Linked DNA regions of Homo sapiens: region 1 is linked to region 2. A link is a contact called in ENCODE Hi-C or POLR2A ChIA-PET data. All regions are on one chromosome and are shown on one strand. Each heading gives the region's core, a stretch centred on a gene start or an enhancer-like site at or near the end of the contact. The rest is flanking DNA. Distances are from core to core; before and after follow the strand shown.

Region 1 (6,851 bases), core at 678-3,177, 78 kb after region 2:
CAGGAGAATCGCTTGAACCCAGGAGGCAGAGGTTGCGGTGAGCTGAGATCGTGCCATTGCACTCCAGCCTGGGCAATAAGAGCAAAACTCCATTTAAAAAAAAAAAAAAAAAAAAAGGTGGGAGGGGCCAGGCACGCCTGTAATCCCAGCACTTTGGGAGGCTGAGGTGGGTGGATCACGAGGTCAAGAGATCAAGATTATCCTGGCCAACATGGTGAAACCCGGTCTCTACTAAAAACACAAAAATTAGCTAGGCATGGTGGTGCATACCTGTAGTCCCAACTACTCAGGAGGCTGAGGCAGGAAAATTGCTTGAACCTAGGAGGCGGAGGTTGCAGTGAGCTGAGATTGCGCCACTGCACTCCAGCCTGGCGACACAGTGAGACTCCATCTCAAAAAAAAAAAAAAGATCAGTAGAGAACCACTACAGGCAATTTAAGGTGAGAAGTTTGGTAACCAGTATACCTCTAGCTGGGCATATCTTAATATGTGTAATAATCCTTCTCTTTATGAGATTCCCAGAGTTCCCAGGAGAGGGACTTAGTTCCCAGTTAGTTATTTTATACTTCAGGACTCAGGGAAGAAGTCATATTTACTATAATACTATTTTTATTTTTATTATTTTGCATTGGAATTGCATTGGAATTGCTTTATTCCAGCGAATTAAATTGTTTACCAGACTGTGAATTTTGTAAGCAAGTGTTTAAAACATGCTTTTTAAAGACCTTCCTTAACATTGTGTTTAAAGCCTTAAATGAAGCTGTTTACATGTATACATTTAAAGGATGTATCTCAGCATGTTACTCTAAAGATGTGTTGTAAGCTGCTTTATTACAGTGAATTGAACTCTACTAAACCGTGAACTTTGTAAGCAAGTGTTTAAAACATGCTTTTTAAAAAAGTAAATCATTTTATTTTCAATAAAAAGGTCAGTCAAATGTTTAGTTATTTAAAACTTTTTTAAAATTAGTTTTTATAATTGGCAAATAATGTACATATTTATGGGGTATATTGTGATGTTTCAATGCATGTATACATTGTAATTACCATTTCATCACTTTAAACATTTATCATTTCTTTGTGGTGTTAACATTCAAAATTTTCTTATGGAACTATCTTGAAATATATAACATTGTTATTAGCTATAATCACCGTACTGTGTAATAGAACACCAGAACTTATTCTTCTAACTGTAACTTTATACCTATGACACTTTAAAGAACTTTGGTCCATTCAGAGCAGGTCCCTTAGTTTTTCACTGAGATTGTGGGTTGGCTATGTCTGGGCCTGGGTTTCCTTTTCTTTAAAATGGGGGAATAACACTACCTTCTTACAGGACTGTTGTGAGAATTAACCTTGTTACTACACCTGTTTCTCAGAAGGGTTTTAAATATGCATCTTCTGGAAGTAAGCAAATGGTCCTCCTATCTGAAACACTGCCCCCTATCACTCACAGATCCAGCCTTCCTGTGTTCTGTGAAGATTTAAACAACAAAAAATGCCTAGTAATTCACTTTTATTTTTAGCTCTTTGGTTCCTTTTGTACTGTGATGTATAGCACTTAGCAAACTAACGGCGAAATACAAACGTTTGATCTCTAATTTCTAACTCTAGTATCACAGTTACTCAAATAATGACTAGCTGGTTTGCTTTCAATCTGTTAAAACTGCGAGCTGTGGGTTAAATTGCTGAAGTAAGATGAATATAAAAATACACTTACTTTTTAATACAAAGTTCCTTTAATTATGCTTGCAGACTGTATGACAGCCTTAATCAGGATGTTGAATTTTTAATTTCTTTACTGGACTTAGAGATTTTTATTAAGAACCAAGGCTTGGTTAGTTTATATTCCTAGACTGATACAAATTTGTGATCTGTCGTGTTATGAAACCAGAAGCTTGGTGTCATATTGTGGCATATTAGTCATACTAGTCAGCCTTTGCTTCTTTAGTAGCATCAGGGCCTCTTGCCCTGCTTTTGCCATCTTGCCACTCAGCTTCAAATGGCATGTCATAGTGTGCCTGGTGGCTGCTGAGACAATGGCCAGGCTACCTATGATTAAAGCCATCTTTAATCATAGGGCTGTGTCTGTCCCTATTAAACTTGAGCCTTCTAAGTTCTGTGGAGCTTTTAGAAAATTGTGTTTGATAATTGGTTTATATTTAGCTCAATGATTGAGTTAGGCATAGAAAAAACAGAGTATAGATCTTTTTTTTTTTTTTTTTTTTTTTTTTTTGAGACAGAGTCTCTGTTGCCTAGGCTGGAGTGCAGTGGCTCGATCCTGGCTCACTGCAGCTTCGCCTCCTGTGCTCAAATGATTCTTGTTCCTCAGCATCCTGAGTGGCTAGGATTACGGGCGTGCACCACCATGCCCACCTAATTTTTGTATTTTTTAGTATAAACGGGGTTTCATCATGTTGGCCAGGCTGGTCTCGGAACTCCTGGTCTCAAGTGATCTGCCTGCCTCGGCCTCCCAAAGTGCTGGGATTAAAGTGCCCTGAGTTAGAGAGTGGGATCCATGAAGGCTTGATTAGCTGTTGACTTTTTTTTGTGAGACGGAGTTTCATTCTTGTTGCCCAGGCTGGAGTGCAATGGCGCGATCTCGGCTCACCACAGCCTCTGTCTCCTGGGTTCAAGCAATTTTCCTGCCTCAGCCTCCCGAGTAGCTGGGATTACAGGCATGTGCCACCACACCCAGCTAATTTTGTATTTTTAGTAGAGACGGGGTTTCTCCATGTTGGTCAGGCTGGTCTTGCATTCCCGACCTCAGGTGATCTGCCTGCCTTGGCCTCCCAAAGTGTTGGGATTACAGGCGTAAGCCGGCCTTGATTCTTTTTTTTTTTTTTTTTTTTTTTTGAGACGAAGTCTCGCCGCACTGTCACCTGGGCTGGAGTGCAGTGGCACAATCTTGGCTCACTGCAACCTCCCACTCCTGGGTTCAAGTGATTCTCCTGCCTCAGCCCCCAAGTAGTTGGGATTATAGGTGTCTGCCACCACGCCCAGCTAATTTTTTGTATTTTTAGTAGAGACAGGGTTTCACTATGTTGGCCAGGCTGGTCTCAAACTCCTGACCTCGTGATCCGCCCACCTCAGCCTCCCAAAGTGCTGGGATTACAGGCATGAGCCACGCACCCGGCCTGACTCCTTTTTAATAGTGGGCTTTAGAATTATATAGACTTAATTCATTAACCAGGCTTATGTTGTATGGAATACTACTTGAAATAAATGAGCTATTGGCCAGAGTATAGGATGCTTTTTACATTTGGGGGGAAGTAAGAACTATAAAGTTCTCTCAGTTTTTATTTATTAATAACTGAATCACTTTCAGAGAGGCTATTGATTTCAGCTAGGTTGTCCTAACTGCTAATGGAGAAGCTTTCTTATGAAGTTAGATAAGTTGATATGAGGGTTCATATGGAAAAACAAAACATGCAAGAAAGGCCAAGAAAACACTAAAAAATCTGAAAACCTACAAGGAAGGACTAGCTCTAGCTGACATTAAAGTAAAGCCTCTGTAATTAAAACAGTACCGGCTGGGCATGGTGGCTCACGCCTGCAATCCCAGCACTTTGGGAGGCTGAGGATCACCTGATGTCAGGAGTTCGAGACCAGCCTGGTCAACATGGAGAAACCCCGTCTCTACTAAAAATACAAAAATTAGCCCGGCATGATGGTGGACACCTGTAATCCCAGCTACTCCAGAGGCTGAGGCTGGAGAGTCACTTGAACCCAGGAGGCAGAGGTTGCAGTAAGCTGAGATCGCGCCATTGCACTCCAACCTGGGCGACAAGAGTGAAACTCCGTCTCAAAAAACAAGACCAAAAAAACCCAGTATGGTACCGTTATATGGAGAGACAGTAGACTAGTGGGATAGGATCAAAAGCCCAGAAATAGACCAAGTACATATGAAAATTTAGTATATGGTAAGTCACAAGGTATCTTAAAATGTTTTTTGCTGCAATAGAATGCAATAGACTGGGTATTGTATAAACAACAGATTTATTTCTTATGGTTATGGAGGCTGAGAAGTCCAGTATCAAGGTGCTGGCATCTGGCGAGGGCCTTCTTGCTCTATTATCCTGGGGCAGAAGGGCAAAAGAGCACAAAGGATTGCAGGAGGTGTCAGAACTCATCCTTTTATCAGATATCTACTCCTAATATAAAGGTATTAATAATTCATTCATGAGGGCTTTGCCTCTAATCATTTCTAAAAGACCCTACTTCTCAACACTGTTGGATTGGAGATTTCATCACATGAACTTTGGAGGACACATTCAAACCATAGCCCAGGGAAAAAAACCATTATTTATTAAAGGGTTTTTAATAAATGATGCTGTGACAACTGGGTAGCCATTTGGGAAAAAAATGAAATTAGATCCATGTTGCATATCATAACACAAGAAAAAAACTCCAAATCAGAGATCTAAATAAAAAAAAAAATGAAACCCTATACATTCTAGAAGAAATTGTGGGTGAATTCTTAGGTGTAAGAAAAGACTTTCTGGCTGGGCGAAGTGGCTCATGCCTGTACTCCCAGCACTTCGGGAGGCTGAGGTGGGCGGATCACCTGAGGTTGGGAGTTCGAGATCAGCCTGACCAACATGGACAAACCCCATCTCTACTAAAAATACAAAGTTAGCCAGGCATGGTGGTGCATGTCTAATCCCAGCTGCTTGGGAGGCTGAGGCAGGAGAATTGCTTGAACCCGGGAGGTGGAGGTTGTAGTGAGCCTAGATCATGCCATTGCACTCCAGCTTGGGCAACCAGAGCAAAACTCCAACTCAAAAACAAAACAAAACAAAACAAAACAACAAAAAAACAAGAAAAGACTTTCTAATTGACTTGAAATCCATCCAGAGGCAATGAAAGAAAAGACTGGGGCTAGGCACGGTGGCTCACGCCTGTAATTCCAGCACTTCGGGAAGCCGAGGCGGGCGGATCATGAGATCAGGAGTTCGAGACCAGTGTGACCAACATGGTGAAATCCTGTCTATACTAAAAATACAAAATTAGCCAGGCATGGTGGCATGTGCTGGTAATCCCAGCTACTCGGGAGGCTGAGGCAGGAGAATCACTTGAACCTGGGAGGCAGAGGTTGCAGTGAGCTGAGATCGTCCCTGTATTCCAGCCTGGGCGACAGAACGAGACTCCGTCTCAAAAAAAAAAAAAAAAAAAAAAAAAACCATTTCTACTAAAAATAAATGAGCCAGGCATGGTGGTGTATGCCTGTAATCCTAGTTACTGGGGAGGCTGAGGCAGGAGAATCGCTTGAACCTAGGAGGTGGAGGTTGCAGTGAGCTGAGATCGTGACATTGCACTCCAGCCTGGGCAAGAAACTCCGTCTCAAAAAAAAAAAAAAAGTCTGGTAAATTTTATTGCATAAATTTGTTGGGATGCATAGCAATTCATGGGGAAACAATAGAGGCATTTCCATCAAGAAAGCAAGGATGCCCATTACTTCTGCTGCTGTTCAACATTGCACTAGAGGTTTAGCTGGCCCAATTAGGTAAATCACTTGTGAGGGCCTAAGGATTGGTAGAGAAGTAAAGCTATCTTTTGTTTGCAGATAAGGTAGCATACCTGTAAAACCCTAGAGAAGCAACGATAAATCTAACTTAAGTGATAAATGAATTCAGTAAGGTAGCAGGATATTAACATATAAAAAAGCCAATAGTCATTTTTGTTTATTTGTTTTGAGACAGGGTTTTTATGATAGTGAGTTGCCTAGGATAGAGTGCAGTGGCACTATCATAGCTCACTGCAGCCTTAACCTCCTGGGCTCAAGTGATCTTCCCACCTTAGCCTCTCAAGTAGCTGAGACTACAGGCACATGCCACGTTGCCCAGTTAATTTTTTAATTTTTTTTTTTTTTGCAGAGACTGGGTCTTGCCGATAGGTTTTTATACACAAATAATAGCCACCTAGAGGACATAATAGGAAAACACCCTATTTATAATAGCAACATACAAGATGAAATACTTAGGAATAAATCTAAAGAGAAATGCGCAGAGCCTCTAATAGGGAAATCACTTTAAAACACTTCTGAAAGGTACAAAAATGTACTTGATCAAATGGAAAGACAGTTCTTATTCTTGGTTAGGGCAGCTCAGCATTATAAGATGTCAATTCCCCCTACATTAATTTATAAATTTAATGCAGTACAAAAAAATACCAACAAACATTTCTCTGGAGTTAGTCAAGTTGATAATAAAGTTCACATAGAAAAGCAAACATGCAAGAATTATTAATGGAAGTCCTTTTCTTTAGGATAACTGGGATGACGATGATGATGAAAAAAAAGAGGAAGCAGAAGTAAAACCAGGTGAGCCACTGGGGCGCCTCCATTTTTGTTTTTATGTCTTGCTGAGCATTTGTGACTTGTATTAAGACAAATGACAGAACGCTCACAAAATGGAACATTTTGGTATTTAGAAACCAAGTGTCCTTCCATTCCCACTTTATTCTGTTTTCCCTGCAACTTTTCTCTATCGCCTCAAAATATAATCAGATTAGATACTTGCTGTATTTCTGTATGAGTGCTTGTTAGTAGGAAAGGGTAGAGGTTCTGGCATTAATTATAGTTGAATGATCTAAGCCCTGCCTATAGGACGGTGGGGAAATATGAAGAGATATTTGGATCTTAGGGGTCACATTAGAGAGGAGAAGGAAGAGTCCCAGAAGTTTCCCATTATTTGTGAGAAAAATCACTGTTTGAAGCTGGGAAAGGTTTGGTCTCTTAATAGTATACAAGTATCATGTCTGTCTCATCCATAAACTGGAAAATACTCAGTATAACTGAATAAAACTTTTTTTTACTTTTAGAGGTAAAAATTTCAGAAAAGAAAAAAATA
Region 2 (6,816 bases), core at 517-3,016:
TATATGTGGTCTGCTGTTGACTGAAACATTGTATGGCACATGATTCTATTGCCTTGCTCTGTCTGCTGAACTGTGTGCACATAGCACCCAGATCTTGGTTTCTAAATACTGTTCTCCACTAAAGGAACTAGGGTTCTGTCTTGTTTTATGCATATATAATTATGTCATATGCCAAATAATGAGAGTTTTGCTTACCCTTTGTCATCACTGGGACTTATTTTTTTCTTCACTTATTACATTGGTTAGGATCTGTATTACCATGTTCAGTAGCAGTGGTGAGAACAACACCCTTGCCTTGTCCTTAGGGGAAGAGAATTTGTTTTACCATTAGGTATGATGTTAGCTAGATGTTTTTCTTAGTTATCTTTTATTAGTTGGTGGAAGTTCTTTTCTATTCCTGTTTGTAAAATGTTTTTATTTTGTTGTTGAGTTTTCTCAAAGGCTTTTTGGCTTCAGATTTCTCTTATTCTTTTCTTATTTATTTATTTATTTTATTTTTTTTGAGACGGAGTCTCACTCTCTCGCCCAGGCTGGAGTACAGTGGTGCGATCTCAGCTCACCACAACCTCTGCCTCCTGGGTTCAAGCAATTCTCCTGCCTTAGTCTCCCAAGTAACTGGGATTACAGGCACGTGACACCATGCCTGGCTAATTCTTTGTATTTTTAGTAGAGATGGGGTTTCACCATGTTGGCCAGGCTGGTCTTGAACTCCTGACCTCAAGTGATCTACTCGCCTCGGCCTCCCGAAGTGCTGGGATTACAGGCATGAGCCACTGTGGCAGGCCCCTCTTATTCTTTTAATGTAGAGTAGTACATAAATTTTTTTTTGAATGGAAATCGTAACTTGGAGTTGATTTGCTGGGGATTTTTTTTTAAGAATTTTTGTATCTGTATTCATGGAGGATTTCTTCTGTAGTTTTGTCTTGATTTGTAATGTTTTTAAATTTTGGGATTAAGATTAAGCTGGTGCCATAAAACAAGTTGAGGACTGTTCCTCCTCTTCTGAAAGAGCTTGTGTTCGATTGGTGTTATTTCATTCTTAAATATTTGGCAGAATTCACTGTTGAATTCTGGAGTGGGATTTCTAAAATGTAACTGGAATTTTCTTTGTGGGGTATCTTTTACTGTAATTTAGTTTCTCTAATATAGATGAGATTATTTAGCTTTTCTCTTTCTTGTTTTAGTCATACATGTTTTTAAGGAATTTAAGTTGATTTATTTGACATCATATTTTGTTGGTATTTATTAATTTAATACTGTCTATAGAATTTGTAATGGTGCTCCTCTTTTCATTCCTGATCTAGATAATTTATTGATCTTTATTTTGATGAGTCTTGCTTGGGTTTATCAATTTCATTATTCGTTCAAAGGGATTTTTAATATTAACTGTTCATTCTGTTTAATTGATTTCCACTATTTTCAGTATTTTCTGTTTTCAGTTTGATTTACTTTTACTTTTGTAGCTTCTTGAAGTGAGAGCTTAAATCAGATATCAGTAAACATTTTCTATAAATATTTCAGGTAAGAAATATTTTAGGCTTTGTGGACAATATTGTCTCTGTTGCAGCTACTATTCAACTGCCACTGTAGACGGCTACATAAATGAATGAACATGGCTTTGGACACGGGTACAGTAGTTCCCCCCTATCTTTGGTTTTGTGTTCCATAGTTTTAGTTACCTGTGGTTGCCAGGGTCTGAAAATATTAAATGGGAAATTTCAGAAATAATTGGTAAGTTTTAAATTAGTCACCTTTCTGAGTAGCATGATAAAATCTTACATCATCCTGCTCCATCACAACTGGGACATTAATCATCCCTTTGCCCGAGTATCCATATGTATATGCTGTACTCCTGTTAGTCACTTAGTAGCTTTCTTGTTTATCATATCAGCTGTGTAGATACCACTCTGTTTGTATTCAATTAATCCTTATTTTACTTAATAATGGCCCCAGAGTACAAGACTAGTGATGCTGATAATTGTTCTATTTTATTGGTAATCTCTTACTGTGTCTAATTTATAATTCAAGGTTTATCATAGGTGTATATATATGGAGGAAAAAACAGTATATGTAGTGTTTGGCACTGTCTGTGGTTTCAGACAACCACTGGAGGGTTTTGAAAGGTGTCACGTGAGCATAAGGGGGAACTACTGTATTTGAATTTCATATAGTTTTCATGTGCCATGAAATATTATTGTTCTTTTGATGTATTTACCTCCAACCATTTATAAGTACAAAAAATATTTTTACTTTCTTGCCCATATGAAACAATTAGTGTGCTGAATTTTGCCTATGGCTGTAGCTTGCTACTTCCTTGATTAGAACATTAATTTTACACTATTTTTTTTTCTAATGTAGGTATTTAAAGGTATGAATTTTAAAGTATTCCTTTCTCTATATGCCATATATTTTGATACCTTATTTTTTATTACTTCATTTTTCTTGTGATTTATTTTGACCCATGGATTATTCATTTCGATTCAAGAATATTAATATACTCTGTATAATTTGATTTCTTTGGTATTTTTTGGTACTTACTAGCACATATTCTATCTTGTTGAATGTTCTATATGTATTTGGGAATATATGTGATATTTCGGAGTTGTTCAGTGCAGTATTCTATAAATATCAATTATATCCAAATGGTTGATAATATTCTAATTTTCTATATCTTCTTTTAAAGTGAAAGCAAGTTTATTAAAGAAGTAAAGAAACAAAAGAATGGTGGCCGGGCGCGGTGGCTCACGCCTGTAATCCCAGCACTTTGGGAGGCCGAGGTGGGTGGATCACAAGGTCAGGAGATCGAGACCTTCCTGGCTAACACAGTGAAACCCTGTCTCTACTGAAAATACAAAAAAATTAGCCGGGTGTGGTGGCAGGCACCTGTGGTCCCAGCTACTTGGGAGGCTGAGGCAGGAGAATGGCGTGAACCTGGGAGGCGGAGCTTGCAGTGAGCCGAGATCACGCCACTGCACTCCAGCCTGGGCGACAGAGCGAGACTCTGTCTCAAAAAAAAAAAAAAAAAAAAAAAATGGCGACTGCATAGTCAGCTATCTTATTTTTTCATGTACTTGTTTTATTGGTTATTAAGAGAGGGATGTTAAAATCACTTATTTTTGTGCATTTGTCTACTTCATTATCTGTCAATATTTGCTTCATGTATGTTGAAGCTTCATGTATTTATAAGCGTATGACTTGTTCTTGTTAATATTATGATGTATCTCATTATCTCAAGTGATATTATTTATTTTGAAGTTTATTTTAATATTGATATAGCCATACAGTTTTCTTACTTACTATTTGCATGATATATGTTTTTCCAGCCTTTATAAAACCTGTGTGTATATATTTACATTGGCTTTTTTTTTTTATTTTAAAGACAGAGTCTCGCTCTGTCACCCTGGCTGGAGTGCAGCTGCGCAATCTTGGCTCACTGCAACCTCCACCTCCTGGATTCGAGCAGTTCTCCTACCTCAGCCTCCCGAGTAAGTGGGATTACAGGCACCTGCCACCACTCCCAGCTAATTTTTATATTTTTAGTAGAGACAGTGTTTTACCATGTTGGCCAGCCTGGTCTTGAACTCCTGACCACAGATGATACACCAACCTTGGCCTCCTAAAGTGCTGGGATTACAGGTGTGAGCCACCACGCCTGGCCTACATTGGCATATTTTGTCTATTTATATTTAATGTAATTATTAATATGTTTGAGTTTAAAGTCTTCTATCTTACTATGTATTCTGGATTTGTCCCATCTTTTGTTTCTCTTTTCCTTTCCTGTCATTTGAGTGAACTAGCTATTTTTTAGAATTTTATTTATCCTCCTATATCCTATATTGACTTCTCAAAAAAAAACCTTAAACACAATAAAATACACCTGTTCAAAGTGTTTGTTTTCTTGAATTCTGACAGATTTATGCACATGACCAAAAAGTATCCTTATTTTATACCCAACATCACCTGAGACAACCACTGATCTTTCTGTCATTATAGAGTTTCATAGGATTATAATCAGTTTATCTTGCTTCCTTCACACACACAACATACATTTTTTGGTTTCTTCCGCGTTACCACATGTATCTGTAGTTGATTCCTTCCCCTCCCCTCCCCGAGTAGTATTCCTGTGTGTGAGTCTACCACAATTTGTCTATTTAAGTTGTTTCTGTTTTTTGGCTATTATAAATAAAGTTGTTAGGAATATTTGGATAAATAAGATTGATATTGCTGGATCATAAGATGTATGCTTAACTTCTTTGTAGCAGCTTTATTGAGATATAATTTATATACCAGAAAATTCACCCATTTTTTTGAAGTGTAGAAGCTTTTATTTACTTATTATTTTTTGATATAAAAAGCTGTACTTAATGTATACAGCTCTATGAGTTTGGGGATAAATATATTCCTGTGAAACCATCACCATCATCAAGGCCATCAACGTATCTGTCACCTCCCAGAGTTTACCCTGCCCCTTTATTATGATCTACTATCTTAGAAAACTTTAAATATGTAATATAGTATAGTTAAGTATAGGCACAGCACTATGTTGTATAGTAGTATCGTTCATTCATTCATTTAAAGTATAAATTCAGTAGCTTTTAGTACATGCACAGAATTGTGCAACCATTGCCTCAACTTTAGAATATTTTCATCACCCTCAAAAGAAACCTCTAGCTCCTAAATTTCCCCTTCCTCTCTAGCCCTAAGCAGTCACTAATCTGCTTCCTGTCTCTATGGATTTTGCTATATTTTGGACATTTCATGTAAATGAAACCATAGTCTATTATGTCTGGCTTCTTTCACTTAGCATGTTTTCAAAGTGCATCCATGGTGCATTTGTTCTCAGGATCTCCTGGGGCTGTGTCCTGGGAATTGAATAAAAATTAAAAAAAAAAAAAGAGAAAAAACAAAGTACATCCATGTTGTGGCATATATTATATCACTATTTCCTTTTTATTGCCAAGTAATATTCTGTTGTATGGATATACCACATTTTGATTATCCATTTATCAATTAATGAACATTTGGATTGTTTTCATATTTTGACCATATGAAGAATGCTGTGAACATTCATGTATACATTTTTGTATGGACATCTGTTTTCCGTTGTCTTGGGTAAGAGCTTGAATTGCTGGGTTATATGATAACTTTGTGTTTAGCTTTTTAAGGAACTGCCAGACTGTTTTCCAAAGTGGTTGCATCATTTTACAGTTCCACTAGCAAAATATGAGGATTCCAGTTGTCTTGAGGACAATCAACACTTGTAATTGTCTGTCTTTTTTATTATAGCCATCCTAGTGAGTGTGAAGCAGTATGTCGTAGTTTTGATTTGCATTTCCCTAATGACTGATGGTATGGAGCATCTTTTTTATGTGCTTCTTGGCCATTTACATTTTCTTTAGAGAAATGTCTGGTATTTTAATTGTATTATTTTTATTATTGAATTGTAAGAGGTGGTTTTTTTTTTTTTGGCATGATCTCGGTTCATTGCAACCTCTGCTTCCTGGGCTCAAGTGATCCTTCACCTCAGCCTCCTGAGGAGCTGAGACTACAGGCATGTGCCACTATGCCCAGCTAATTTCTTTCCCCACTTTTTGGAGACAGAGTCTCACTTTGTCACCCGCTGGAGTGCAGTGGCGCAGTCTCCATTCACTGCAACTTCTACCTCCTGTGTTCAAGCAATTCCCCTGCCTCAGCCCCCTGAGTACCTGGGATTACAGGCACATGCCACCAAGTCCAACTAATTTTTTTTATTTTTAATGGAGACAGGGTTTCACCGGCCCAGGCCGGTTTTGAATTCCTGACCTCAGGTGACCCGCCTGCCTTGGCCTTCCAAAGTGCTGGGATTACAGGCTTGAGTCACTGCGCCAGGCCTAATTTTTGTATTTTTTGTAGAGACAGGGTTTCACTATGTTGCCCAGGCTGATATCAAACTCCTGGGCTTAAGAGATCATCCTACCTTGGCCTCCCAAAGTGCTGGGATTACAGGTGTGAGCCACCACACCCAGCCATGAGTTCTTGATATAATCTAGATACAAGTCCCTTTTCAGAGATATGCAAATATTTTCTTCTATGCTGTGGACCCTTTCTGAAACACAGAACTTTTACATTTTGATGAAGTCCACTTTGTTTATTTTTTATTTTGTTGCTTGTGCTTTTGGTATATCCAAGAAACTATTGGCAAAATCAGGGTGACAAAGATTTATCCCTAGATTTTCTTTTTTTTTGAGATGTAATCTCGCTCTATCGCCCAGGCTGGAGTGCAGTGGCACGATCTCAGCTCACTGCAAGCTCCACCTCCCGGGTTCACGCCATTCTCCTGCCTCAGCCTCCCTAGTAGCTGGGACTACAGGCGCCCGCCACCACGCCCAGCTAATATTTTGTATTTTTAGTAGAGACGGGGTTTCACCGTGTTAGTCAGAATGGTCTCGATCTCCTGACCTTGTGATCCACCCGCCCCGGCCTCCCAAAGTGCTGGGATTACAGGCGTGAACCACTGCGCCCAGCCGTATCCCTAGATTTTCTTATATGAGTTTTATACTTTTAGCTCTTTGATACATTTGAGTTAATTTTTATAGATGGTGTGAGGTAAGAAGTCATCTTCATTATTTTGCATGTTCATTTTCATTAAGTCCCAGCACCATTTGTTGAAGACACTTTTTAACTTTTGAGAAACTGCCCAGCTATTTCACCGTCTAACATTCCATTTAACAATTTCAAGCAGTTTCCCTTGCTCACATTCTTACCAGTATTTGATATTGTAAGTCTTTTTAACTTTAGTCTTTCTACAGGGGTAGAGTATCTTATTGTTTTTAACCT

Evidence for each region. Hi-C counts contacts between places; a loop is a spot of excess contacts on that map. ChIA-PET counts read pairs that join two places held with the same protein, here RNA polymerase II (POLR2A). Pooled maps may share reads with other maps.
Region 1: a pooled map shows a loop between it and region 2 (4-fold over the local background). The contact joins two enhancer-like sites. A Hi-C loop is called at or near these places in 3 of 50 pooled maps. POLR2A ChIA-PET finds 5 or more read pairs at or near these places in 7 of 52 experiments (H1, MCF 10A, Panc1 and 4 more).

Annotation. Positions count from the first base shown.
Region 1 is chr15:44,544,609-44,551,459 of GRCh38, forward strand. EIF3J (eukaryotic translation initiation factor 3 subunit J) reads left to right here. Exons shown (of 8, transcript NM_003758.4): 3 at 6,268-6,322; 4 at 6,823-6,851. Among named protein-coding and RNA genes, the nearest start is that of EIF3J, 11 kb to the left of the region's middle. Within about 2 kb of position 1,928, at least 6 of the 41 ENCODE cell types and tissues checked have a DNase peak (open chromatin) inside an H3K27ac peak, as active enhancers do.
Region 2 is chr15:44,467,090-44,473,905 of GRCh38, forward strand. The region is part of intron 2 of CTDSPL2 (CTD small phosphatase like 2); the gene reads left to right. Among named protein-coding and RNA genes, the nearest start is that of CTDSPL2, 43 kb to the left of the region's middle. Within about 2 kb of position 1,767, at least 3 of the 41 ENCODE cell types and tissues checked have a DNase peak (open chromatin) inside an H3K27ac peak, as active enhancers do.